2 separate regions of the Homo sapiens genome follow, and region 2 is linked to region 1. A link is a loop called in an ENCODE intact Hi-C map of the cell type or tissue named here. Cell type or tissue: OCI-LY7. All regions are shown on one strand. Links, peaks and the distances in the headings refer to the core of each region. The heading gives the core; the rest is flanking DNA.

What was found. A loop is a pair of places that touch in the nucleus more often than their neighbours do. Peaks named below come from ENCODE experiments on the same cell type or tissue, not always from the same donor. Only the 100,000 strongest peaks of a DNase experiment are listed, where the experiment ranks them.
Region 2: a loop joins it to region 1, with 3 times the contacts of the local background. A loop is called at or near these places in 1 of 110 quality-filtered maps.

Annotation. Positions count from the first base shown.
Region 1 is chr14:74,832,982-74,838,361 of GRCh38, forward strand. It overlaps YLPM1 (YLP motif containing 1), which reads left to right. Exons shown (of 21, transcript NM_019589.3): 20 at 2,284-2,466; 21 at 2,794-4,337. The coding sequence ends at 2,430. Among named protein-coding and RNA genes, the nearest start is that of PROX2, 40 kb to the right of the region's middle. In OCI-LY7, for the core only: no CTCF peak of the experiment used is centred there; DNase peaks (open chromatin) are centred at 2,830 and 3,840; H3K27ac peaks cover 360 bases.
Region 2 is chr14:74,342,630-74,348,009 of GRCh38, forward strand. It overlaps a transcript of VRTN not described here. Among named protein-coding and RNA genes, the nearest start is that of VRTN, 3.2 kb to the right of the region's middle. In OCI-LY7, for the core only: no CTCF peak of the experiment used is centred there; no DNase peak of the experiment used is centred there.

The DNA.
Region 1 (5,380 bases), core at 297-5,296:
TGAGGATGCCGTGGGAATGGATTTAAATTTGCTGTGGGCTGTTTACTTTTTCTTTATTCAATGAGCCTTACCATATAAGGGGCAAACTGTGGCCACTGAACAAAGAAAAAGTAACCAGCCCACAGCAAATTTAAATCCATTCCCACGGCATCCTGAGCACAGTATTGTGTTTTCACATAAATGCCCAAGACTTAGTTCGTAATGATCTTTCGCTAAAATGTGTATCCTTGATCCAGGTGGAGCTGAGAGAATATACATGAATTAAATTTAATTAATTAATTATTATTGAGGTAGGGTCTCTCTGTCACCCAGGCTGGAGTACAGTGGTGTGATCTTGGCTCACTGCCACTTCTGCCTCCCAGGCTCAAACAATTCTCCCACCTCATCCTCCCTAGTAGCTAGGATTTCAGGCACCCACCACACACCATGCCCAGCTAATTTTTGTATTTTTAGTAGAGACACGGTTTCGCCTTGTTGCCCAGGCTGGTCTTGAACACCTAGGCTGACGTGATCTGCCGGCCTCGGCCTCCCAAAGTGCTGGAGTTATAGGTGTAAGCCACTGTGCCTGGCTGTATATATGAATTAATCAAAATAGGTACTTCAGCATTGATGAGCAGAATGCCCAAAGATTTTTCTATATTGAAGCCCACATTATTTATTAGGCTTCTTACTAAAGCCCATGAAAGACATTGAGCCATAGGTTTTCTATACACTAAAAACCTACTTTCTGGAAAGTCAGATGTTACCAGTTTCTTCCCACTGCTATTACTTTGGCTCCTCCCTTTGACCAGGTGATACTGTTAAAAGCCTAGTTATTTCATTGCTAGTCATGCAAATGGTAATTAGTGTACATTAGAGCAATAATGCATTCCCAGGTTCAGTGTAAAGAGCATGGTGTTTCCATGCTCTGGTTCTCTCTCCTTGTCACAGATAATAAATCACAAGCCATGTTTAAAATACATTCTCTGCAGTCTTTGATACTGTGTAGTGCAAGCAACAGATTCATAGTTTCTTTTTAAGAATCTGAACTTTTACAGAATATGTATATCTCCATATACTTTTAAAAACATATTAACATAATATGTGGCTGGGCATGGTGGCTCATGCTTGTAATCCTAGCACTTTGGGCGGCCAAGGCAGGAGGATTGCTTGAGTCCAGCAGTTTGAGACCAGCCTGGGCAACATAGTGAGACTCTGACTCTAAAAAAAAAAAAAAAAATTACAAAAATTTTTAAAAAGCATAATATGTAAGAATATATATATATTAAAAATCAGAATACCAATAGGAAATATCCCTGATCCATATATTTGTAGTTGTAATCTTGCCATGAATTATATCAGTTGAGTCTGTTTCTTGGTCTCTTTATCTCATGAATGAAAGTAATAATACCAGCTTACTGTTTTCTCTAAGATTAAATTTCAAGAAATATTTTTGTGTAGAGATAAATAAAATTCAGTTATTGATCTAGGGTGTTGATAGTCTGTTAGGGAAGACAGATCTGTAAGTGGATAATTATACTACGGTGTGGAAGTTCAAAAGCAGACATATCAAAATCCGGAAGTTAACTGTGGAAAGCAGTGATTATTTGATTGGCAAAGGAAAAAGGGGTAAGTCAGGGAAGGATGACTAGACTCATGCCAAGTGGATAAGGTTAGGGAAAAGACATTTCAGGAAGAATGACTAGTACATATATGCAGAGTTATAGAGACATGAAATGGTGCGATGCGCTCTGAGTGCTAGAAGGAAGTCTGTATTGTTTGTATAAAATGCCATAGGCACTGGCCAGAGATGTTGCAGGAAAGTGTAGTTGGGGCCAGATCAAGAGGGACCTGAGTTCTTGGACTTTGCCTGGTAGGTAGGGGAAGGAGTTAAAGCAAATGAATCACAACTGTGTGTTTTAGGAAGATCACTCTGGCAGCATGAATCTGGAGCGGGTGAGTACAGACAGGAAGACTAGGTAGAGATTAGTGCTTTGCTTTCAGGTGAAAAAAAAATGAGGTCAGTGAATTATTAAATAAAAAGGAATGGCAGAGGAGAAAGAGAGGACAGGATTGAGCTGAACTGTTCAGGAGCTGGAATGGTTAGGACTTGGATTGTCCAGAGAGTTTTCTCTTTGTGACTTAAAATATATGGCTTTTCCCAGTTTTCCTGGGTTAGTTTTTAATTTTTTAAACTTGCGGTTTCAAATGAGTCATTCTACCCCTTAGACTGTCCAGAGAGGGAGGGGGCTCTTTGCATATTTATTTTTCCTAAAGCTCAGCCTAATGCTATGTTCTTTTTAGGTCAGATGGGCAGACCTGGAAGAGAAGAAGGATGCAGATAGGAAAAGGGCCATAGGTTTTGTGGTCGGACAGACTGATTGGGAGAAGATCACAGATGAAAGTGGTCACCTGGCTGAAAAAGCCCTCAATCGAACCAAATATATATGAGACTTAGTTTTTGAACGGAGTCATTATTCCTCTAAGGTAAGAGTACACAGTCATATAAATAGCCTACTGTGTGGTTGCTTCAAAGGGTTTGAGATAAAGAAGACAGCATATTTTGCTAAAAATGCTCTCTTCTTGTGTTATTTTATAGTTCTGAAAGAGTAAGTATGTACTAGTTGTTAACATTTACAATACTATTAGAAAAGGAAGCCATTTTCTGCAAGCTGGCTCACTTATAAAAATAAAAACCTTGAGAAAAACTTGAATTCTATAGATTTGGGAAGGACTGAAATGATGTTATACTAAGGGCTACTGAACTTTTTGCCTGTTCTTTCCAGGTGTGACAGCCTTTTCTTTTCTTTCCAGGTGGTTCGCTTTGAGGTGGTCTGAAGCCAAGGCCTCGCGGAGCTTCTTTGTGTGTCACCTTGCTTCCACGTTTCAGTTCTTGTTTTGTTTCTACTGCTTTAGTTTTTTTTAAAGTTCTCCAGTGTCCCCAAGAGGTATTAGAATCTTGCTGTACCCAAGCAAGACGTTAATTTTTCTTTTAACTGTTTTGGGGAGGGAGGGAGTGATAGCTTAACTGCTGAAGCCAGGCGGGGGTCTGCTGGAGGATTCCAACAGAGAGTATTTCCTCCACTGTACAATGTCACAGACTATCTCTATCATCATTGCTTTGTGGCTGTTTCTGTTTTTTACTGTATGTAACTGGTAGCTGATTGTACTAGGATTAAAAACAATAAACTTTCATGATAAAGCCGATGAGATTCATGGGCTATACAGCATGGGCCCTTTTCTCTTGTTTTCTTAATTTTATTTTTAATTGCTTTTTAAATATGGTATGTCCTAATTAAATGCTAGCTGAACATCCCAAAACCTTTTTTTCATTGAATATTATATGGCTCAATGATTCCGTAGCACATGTTGTAAAACACAGGGTTCAAATGATGTTCAAAACACTCATCTTTGTTTTATAGCTGATTTCTCTATCTTTGTGTCTTGAAGACTGACCAAGTTCAAATATTCATCAGTTCCCTGGAGCATATCCATTCTGTAACATGATGCTTTATTTAAAAATTTTTTTTGATCCTCTCTCTGTTCTTCCCTCTCTTCTTTCCTTCCTTCTTCTTTTCACTTTCTGCCTTTATGCTGTTAGGTTTTTATTTTTTCCTGATCTGGCTTTGAATTCTGGTAGACAGAACTGATGTATTCTGTGGAACTCAAGCTTGTTGCCTTCATTTGAACTTGAATTGTGGATTTTTAAATGAAGATTGCAGGGAAAGAGTATAAAGATGCAGAGCACTCTGGCATGTAACCTTTAAGCCTGTCAGGTTTTCAAGTTCTTGCCAGATTGTTCATTACTGGAAAGCATGGCCTTCTGCACAGAATTTCCTCTCTTGTGGTTAATACCAGGTGGAACCCAGAAACATACAGAGATAAAACCCAAATATTATTTCTATGTAAACACAGAAAAGGGACTCTTCCCTTTTTCATCCTGCAAAGAAAAAAGTCATCTTTTAGCATGAAAGAAGATGAGAGAGCCTTCTTCCTCAAGCATAATTTGCATTTTGTAATCCAACTCAGTAATTTGTAAATGTGTTCACTGAAGACTTCAATATTTTGAAATATTCTCTTTCAGGCCACAGATGAAAATCCTTTACTTTTATGACCTACATTAAAGACTGTATGAATAGAGCTAATAGTTACTAGCATTTGAATAGTATCACTTTGGGTTCAACAAATTGATATTATAGTACTGAATACCCCTAATTTAATGGAAATTCTAACAACTTTCTGTACTTTTATCTTCCCTGAAAATCTGAATTTTTAAGCAAGTGACTTTAAGTTCATTAAGTCAATATTGAATGTATAAATTGCTACATTAAATAACTTCTGCTGTTTGTAGTATTTAATAAGCTATTTTCATTGCTTATTGGCCTACAATACATTTCTGTGTACTGACCTTTCTCAGCAGCCTTTATTATGTAGAGTGAAGATATGTCGCAAAAATAGCCAAATAGAATTATTGTTTGTACAAAGACTCATTTACTACTTTCTAAAGCCACCCAATGCCTATTATCAAAAACAAAACTTCCATAATGTGTTCTCTAGTTCAGATGAAATGGAGGCCGATATGTTCTTCTGCAGGATGCTTTATTTCAGTTGTCCTTAACCTTGTGATGTTCTGACAGTAGTTAGAATGCCAATGAAATGAGTGGTGATTATCCGTGAGTCACTTGGAATCATGGGTAATTTTGCATATGTGTGTTTTCACCTTACAGCCATGGCTTTATGTCTGTGCTCTTATACCAGGGCAGGGTGGGAAGCTGGGGAAGAGTTAACATAGTCAGAAACGGCCTCTGCCAATTTTCAGAAGATATAGATTACGTGACCTTAGAGAATGAACATAGAGTGCTCCTACTTTAGAAAATGGGTATAACAACCTTCATGCAAGGAGATTAATGAAAAAAGATTTGGCACCAAAAAGAGTAATAGAGACAGCCAGCTGATAATTGATTTTGCTAGTCCAATGTGGGACTTAACAAAATTCTTGCACTTACATTACTATTAGAAGCAGTATCGTATAGGAAGCCCAAGGTATCTTGAAGAAGAAATTTGGTGTGGGTAGAAAATGCCTTGATAATACAAATATTTTAAGTTTGTTAAGAGGTGTCCTGGAAATGCAGAGGACTAATTTTGGATTCCATTATTTGCTAGCATTTTATTTTAATTTTATTAACATTGTCTTCTCTTAGAAAGTTGCTGGTTTAAATCATATGAGTTTTATTTTAAATCTTTTGTGGTGTCATGTTACTTAAAATAATCTTATGTTGGGAAAGGTTTCTGATACCTTGGTGGGTATTTCAGCTTTTTTTTTTTTTTTGTCAGCTCTGTAAAGGATGATTTCAGACATTTTAAACTGAAAGTGAAATCTCTCACTTAAGTGATCTAACTT
Region 2 (5,380 bases), core at 241-5,240, 490 kb before region 1:
ACACAAATGGCTTTTTTTTTTTCCTTGAGACAGGGTCTCACTCTGTCACCCAGACTGGATTGCAGTGGTGTGATCACAGCTCACTACAACCTTGAACTCCTCAGCCTCCCAAGTAGTTGGGACTACAGGCGCATGACACCACACAGGGCTAACTTTTTCTTTTTTACTTTTGTGGAGACAAGGTCTCACTGTGTTGCTCAAGCTGGTGTTGAACTCCTGGGCTCAAGTCCTCCTGCCTTGACCTCCCAAAGTTCTAGGATTACAGGTGTGAGCCACCACGCCAGTCTAAAAGGCTCTTACATATATGAAAAATGCTCTTTCATCATAATTTAAAAATGTAAATTAAAACTATACTGAGAAAAACAAAAAAACTATACTGAGGGAATAATTTTTCACCTATTAGATTGACAAAGATTATAAAACACTTTTTCTGATAACACATTATACTGGCAGGGTGGAGAAATTGTACTCTCATACTGTTTTCGGGAAAGTAAATTGATACAACTTTTTTTTTTTGAGACAGAGTCTTGCTCTGTGGCCAGGCTGGAGTGCAGTGCTGCGACCTTGGCTAACTGCAAACTCTACCTTCCAGGTTCAAGCGATTCTCCTGCCTCAATCTCCTGAGTAGCTGGGATTACAGGCACATGCCACCATACCCAGCTGATTTTTGTAGTTTTAGTAGAGACAGGGTTTCACCATGTTGGCCAGGCTGGTCTCAAACTCCTGACCTTGGTGATCCATCCGCCTCAGCCTCCCAAAGGGCTGGGATTACAGGCGTGAGCCACCGTGCCTGACTGGCCTGGTATAACTTCTAAGTGGGGAAATTTGCAAGATCTATACAAATTACTATTACACATACAATTTGAAGGTACGGCTATACTTGTACATGTGGAAAATTATGCATGTACAGGCTTACCCACCGTAGCATGGTTCAATCAGCAAAAGATGGAAATGACCTTAATGTTCATCAGTAGAAGACTGGATCCATAAATCACGCCCATGCATTAAATGGAGTTCATGCTATCTCGGCTAAAATAGAAGCCACCAGCCACATGTGGCTGTGGAGTATCTGAAATGTGGCTAATCCCAATTGAGATGTGCTTTAAGTGTAAAATACACACCAGATTTTGAAGACTTGGTACAAAAAAGGAATGTAAAACATACATCGCATTAATTTTTTTTTTTAAGACGGAGTCTCACTCTGTCACCAGGCTGGAGTACAGTGGCGTGATCTCGGCTCACTGCAACCTCCGCCTCCCGGGTTCAAGTGATTCTCCTGTCTCAGCCTCCCGAGTAGCTGGGATTACAGGTGTGCGCCACCATGCCCGGCTTATTTTTTTGTATTTTTGTAGATGCGGGGGTTTCACCATGTGGGCCAGGCTGGTCTCGAACTCCTGACCTCAAGTAATCCACCTGCCTCAGCCTCCCAAAGTGCTGGGATTGCAGGTGTGAGCCACCACGCCTGGCCTCCTTTTAACTTTAAAAAATGTGTTTACCGGCTGGGCATGGTAGCTAATGCCTATAATCCTAGCATTTGGGGAGGCCAAAGGGGGAGGATCACTTGAACGCAGGAGTTCAAAACCAGCCTGGACAGCATAACAAGACTCTGCTTTCTACAAAAAAAAAAAAAAAAATTAGCCAGATATGGTGGTGCCCAGCTATGGTCCCAGCCAGTTGGAGAAGCTGAGGTGAGAGGATTGCTTGATCAAGGTCAAGGCTGCAGTGAGCCGTGATCATGCCAGTGTACTCCAGCCTGGGTGACAGAGCAAGACTGTCTCAAAAAAAAAAAAAAAAAAAGTGTTCACTGGAAAATGTAAAAGTGGCTGGGCATGGTGGCTCACACCTGTAATCCTAGCACTTTGGAAGGCTGAGGTGGGCGGATCACTTGAGGTCAGGAGTTCGAAACCAGCCTGGCCACATGGTAAAACCCTGTCTCTACTAAAAATACAAAAAAATTAGCAGGGGCGTGGTGGTGGGCATCTGTAATCCCAGCTACTCAGGAGGCTGAGGCAGGAGAATCACTTGAACCTGGGAGGCAGAGGTTGCAGTGAGCTGAGATCGCGGCACTGCACTCCAGCCTGAGCAACAGATGGAGACTCTGACTAAAAAAAAAAAAAATGAAAAAAAGAAAAATGTAAAAATATGTGTGTAACCCTCTTTAAATTTCATTGGACAGTAGTGGCTCTGGATAAAAAAATGAAGTGAAAAAAGCAAGGTGCATAAGAGTGTATAGTAGACTACCATTTGTGCTTTAAAGAAAGGAAAAAAGCTCTGTCTCTGATACTTGCTTGTTTATACATAACCCATCTCTGGAGTGATGCACTAGAAACAATACTGGCTGCTTCTGGAGAGAGAAACTGTAGTAGAGAAAAGAGCTGAAATTTGAATCCTGATCTTTTTGTAAAATTTTTATTTTTATTTTTCATTTATTTTTTTGAGACAAGGTCTTGCTCTGTTGCTCAAGCTGAAGTGCAGTGGTACAACCTTGGCTCACTGCAGCCTTCACCTCCTGGGCTTATTGATCCTCCTGCCTCAGCCCTGAGTAAGTAGGATCACAGGTTCATACCACCATGCCTGGCCAATTTTTAAATTTTTGCAGAGATGGGAGCTTGGTGTGTTTGCCCAGGCTGGTCTCGAACTCCTGGGCTCAACTGATCCTTCTGCCTTGGCCTCCCAACGTGCTGGGATTACAGACATGAGCCACTGCACCCTGCCTATTTTTTTTTTTTTTTTTTTTTTTGAGATGGAGTTTCACTCTATCGCCCAGGCTGGAGTGCAGTGGCACAATCTCAGCTCACTGCAACCTCTGTCTCCCAGGTACAAGCAATTCTCCTGCCTCAGCCTCCCGAGTAGCTGGGATTATGGGCACCTGCCACCATGCCCGGCTAATTTTTATATTTCTAGTAGAGACAAGGTTTCACCATGTTGGTGAAACACCCAGTTGCACCCTGCCTATTATTACTTAGTCAAAAATGTTTTTAAAATAGCTTAACATAAAACAAAAATATCCTTGGCCAGGCATGGTCGCTCACATCTGTAATCCCAGCACTTTGGGAGGCCAAAGTGGGTGGATCACCTGTGGTCAGGAGTTCGAGACCACCCCGGCCAACATGGCGAAACCCTGTCTCTACTAAAAATACAAAAATTAGCTGGGTGTGGTGGCAGGGGCCTGTAATCCCAGCTACTGGGGAGGCTTAGGCAGGAGAATCACTTGAACCTGGGAGTTGGAGGTTGAGGTGAGCCGAGATTGTGCCACTGCACTCCAGCCTGGGCAACAACAGCAAGACTCCATCTCCAAAAAAAAAAAAAAAAGAAAAAGAAAAGCAAGGAAAATACCCATAGAGAAACTAGAAAAATAAACACGTATATATGCACATAAAAAGATGAAAATGGGCTGGGTACGGTGGCTTGCACCTGTAATCCCAGCACTTTGGGAGGCTAAGGCAGGAGGATTTGAGCCCAGGAGTTTGAGACCAGTCTGGGCAACATAGGGAGACCCTGTTTCTATTAAAAAAAAAAAAAATTTATCTGGGCATGGTGGCGTGTGCCTGTTGTCCCAGCTCCTCGGGAGGCTGAGGTGGCAGGATCACTCGAGCTCGGAGTTTGAGGCTGCAGTGAGCTATGATCCCACCATCTCACCCCAGCAGCAACAGAGTGAAACCCTGTGTCAAAAAAAGAAAAGAAAAGAAAAGAAAGATGAAAATGCACAGCAAAAGGACTGGCAGGTTTAGTGAGGAGAATGTGTTGGGTGTGGAACAAGGACTTGCTTACCTACTCTTTTTTTTTCTTTTTTTAAGACAGGATCTCACTCTGTCACCCAGGCTGGAGTGTAGTGGTGCAACAGTGCCATCATAGCTCACTGCAGCTTCTACCTTGTGGACTCAAGCAATCCTCTGGCCCCAGCCTTCCGAGTAGCTGGGACTATAGGCATGCACTACCACGCCTGGCCATTTTATTCTGTATTATTTCAATCTTTTGTAAAGAGAATGCTTAACTTGTGTAATTCTAAGAAAAAAGAACTGGATTAGAACAAAATATACTGAGATGTTAACAATAGCTGTCTTTAGATAATGGGATTATAGGTAATTTTTCTTCCCTTTACTTTACTTTAAAAAAATTTCCCAATTATTCTTAAATAACACTCTTACTTTTGTAATGGAAAAGCCAACAAACCTTTTTGTTTTTTCACTACTTTCTTTTTAAAAAACACTTTGAAAGATTCCATTAGCCTTTTAAAAATTTTTAAATTATCTTCATTGGTTTTTAAAATGATAGCAAGTAATGCAGACGTTTTTTATAAAATGTCAAACAGCACAGAGAGAACATAGTGTGGAAAGAAAAGGTATTTCGTAATTCCATCTCCTCCTATGAGATAACCACTATTCTCCAAAACTTTAAAAATACAGCATATTTATATTAAGAATTTAAACATAATTTCAAATTAACTGGAAAGGCTGAGAACTAGAATACACTTTCTTTGTACCAAGCAGAGTTCTAAATGTTTTAAATTTTATCATCTCGTGGAATTTATCCAATGACTCTCTGGGGTAGATGCTATACCCCATTAACCACAAAGTCAGGCTGGGAGGGGTTAAACAATTTGCCCAAGGCCACATTCTAGTAAGGGGCAGGATTGGCATTCAAACCCAAGTCCAAGACACCCGCTAAGCCACAGCCTCAGGCCACTGCCATTCCTGGTGGGTGGGGCGGGTGTGATTAAGATGCAGGAACTGGACTTGAGTTCAAGTGTGGCGGCTCTTCTTCCAGTGCCCCTGGGAAAGGGTGTTTTGTGAAGGATTTTTGCTTTTGGTGATAACTGTGGAGCTGTGATTGAGAGAGGAGAAAATGATAATAGTGGAGCTGGAGCATAATGGATGCATGGGGGCATTTTACAGTGGTTGTCAGGGGAGAGACAGCACGGAGGAGCTGTGGGTGGAATTGGAAAGAAGCAGTTAGCTACAGCACTCCAAAGGGTTAAAGCCAGGCTGGAAAGCCCCTTGGGGGGAAGCTGCCACCAAGGCTGCAATCCTGAGGCCTTCACCTCCCCCATCAGCAGGGGCTGGACTGGTTCCTCCTGGGATTATTTGAGGCCCCTGGGCCCTAGGTGAGCCATGGGGGAGGGACCGAAGCTGCAGGTACTGCGTGCCCCCACCTTTCAGTGGGGCTCAGTAAGTTAGGTGCCCTGGGATAGGCCCCCTGGCTCCTAACAGATGCAGCTCTGGCCCAGGCTTGCTTTGGGAATGAGAGGTGTTGAGCCCCAAGCCTGGGGGATGCTCAGAGAATGGTGGAGATGCAGCCTTTAGAGAAAGTGGGGCCTTCCTGGATGGGAAGGGAGACTGCCCCATGATGGGGCCGTGAGTAGCTCTCCAGTCTGCCTGGT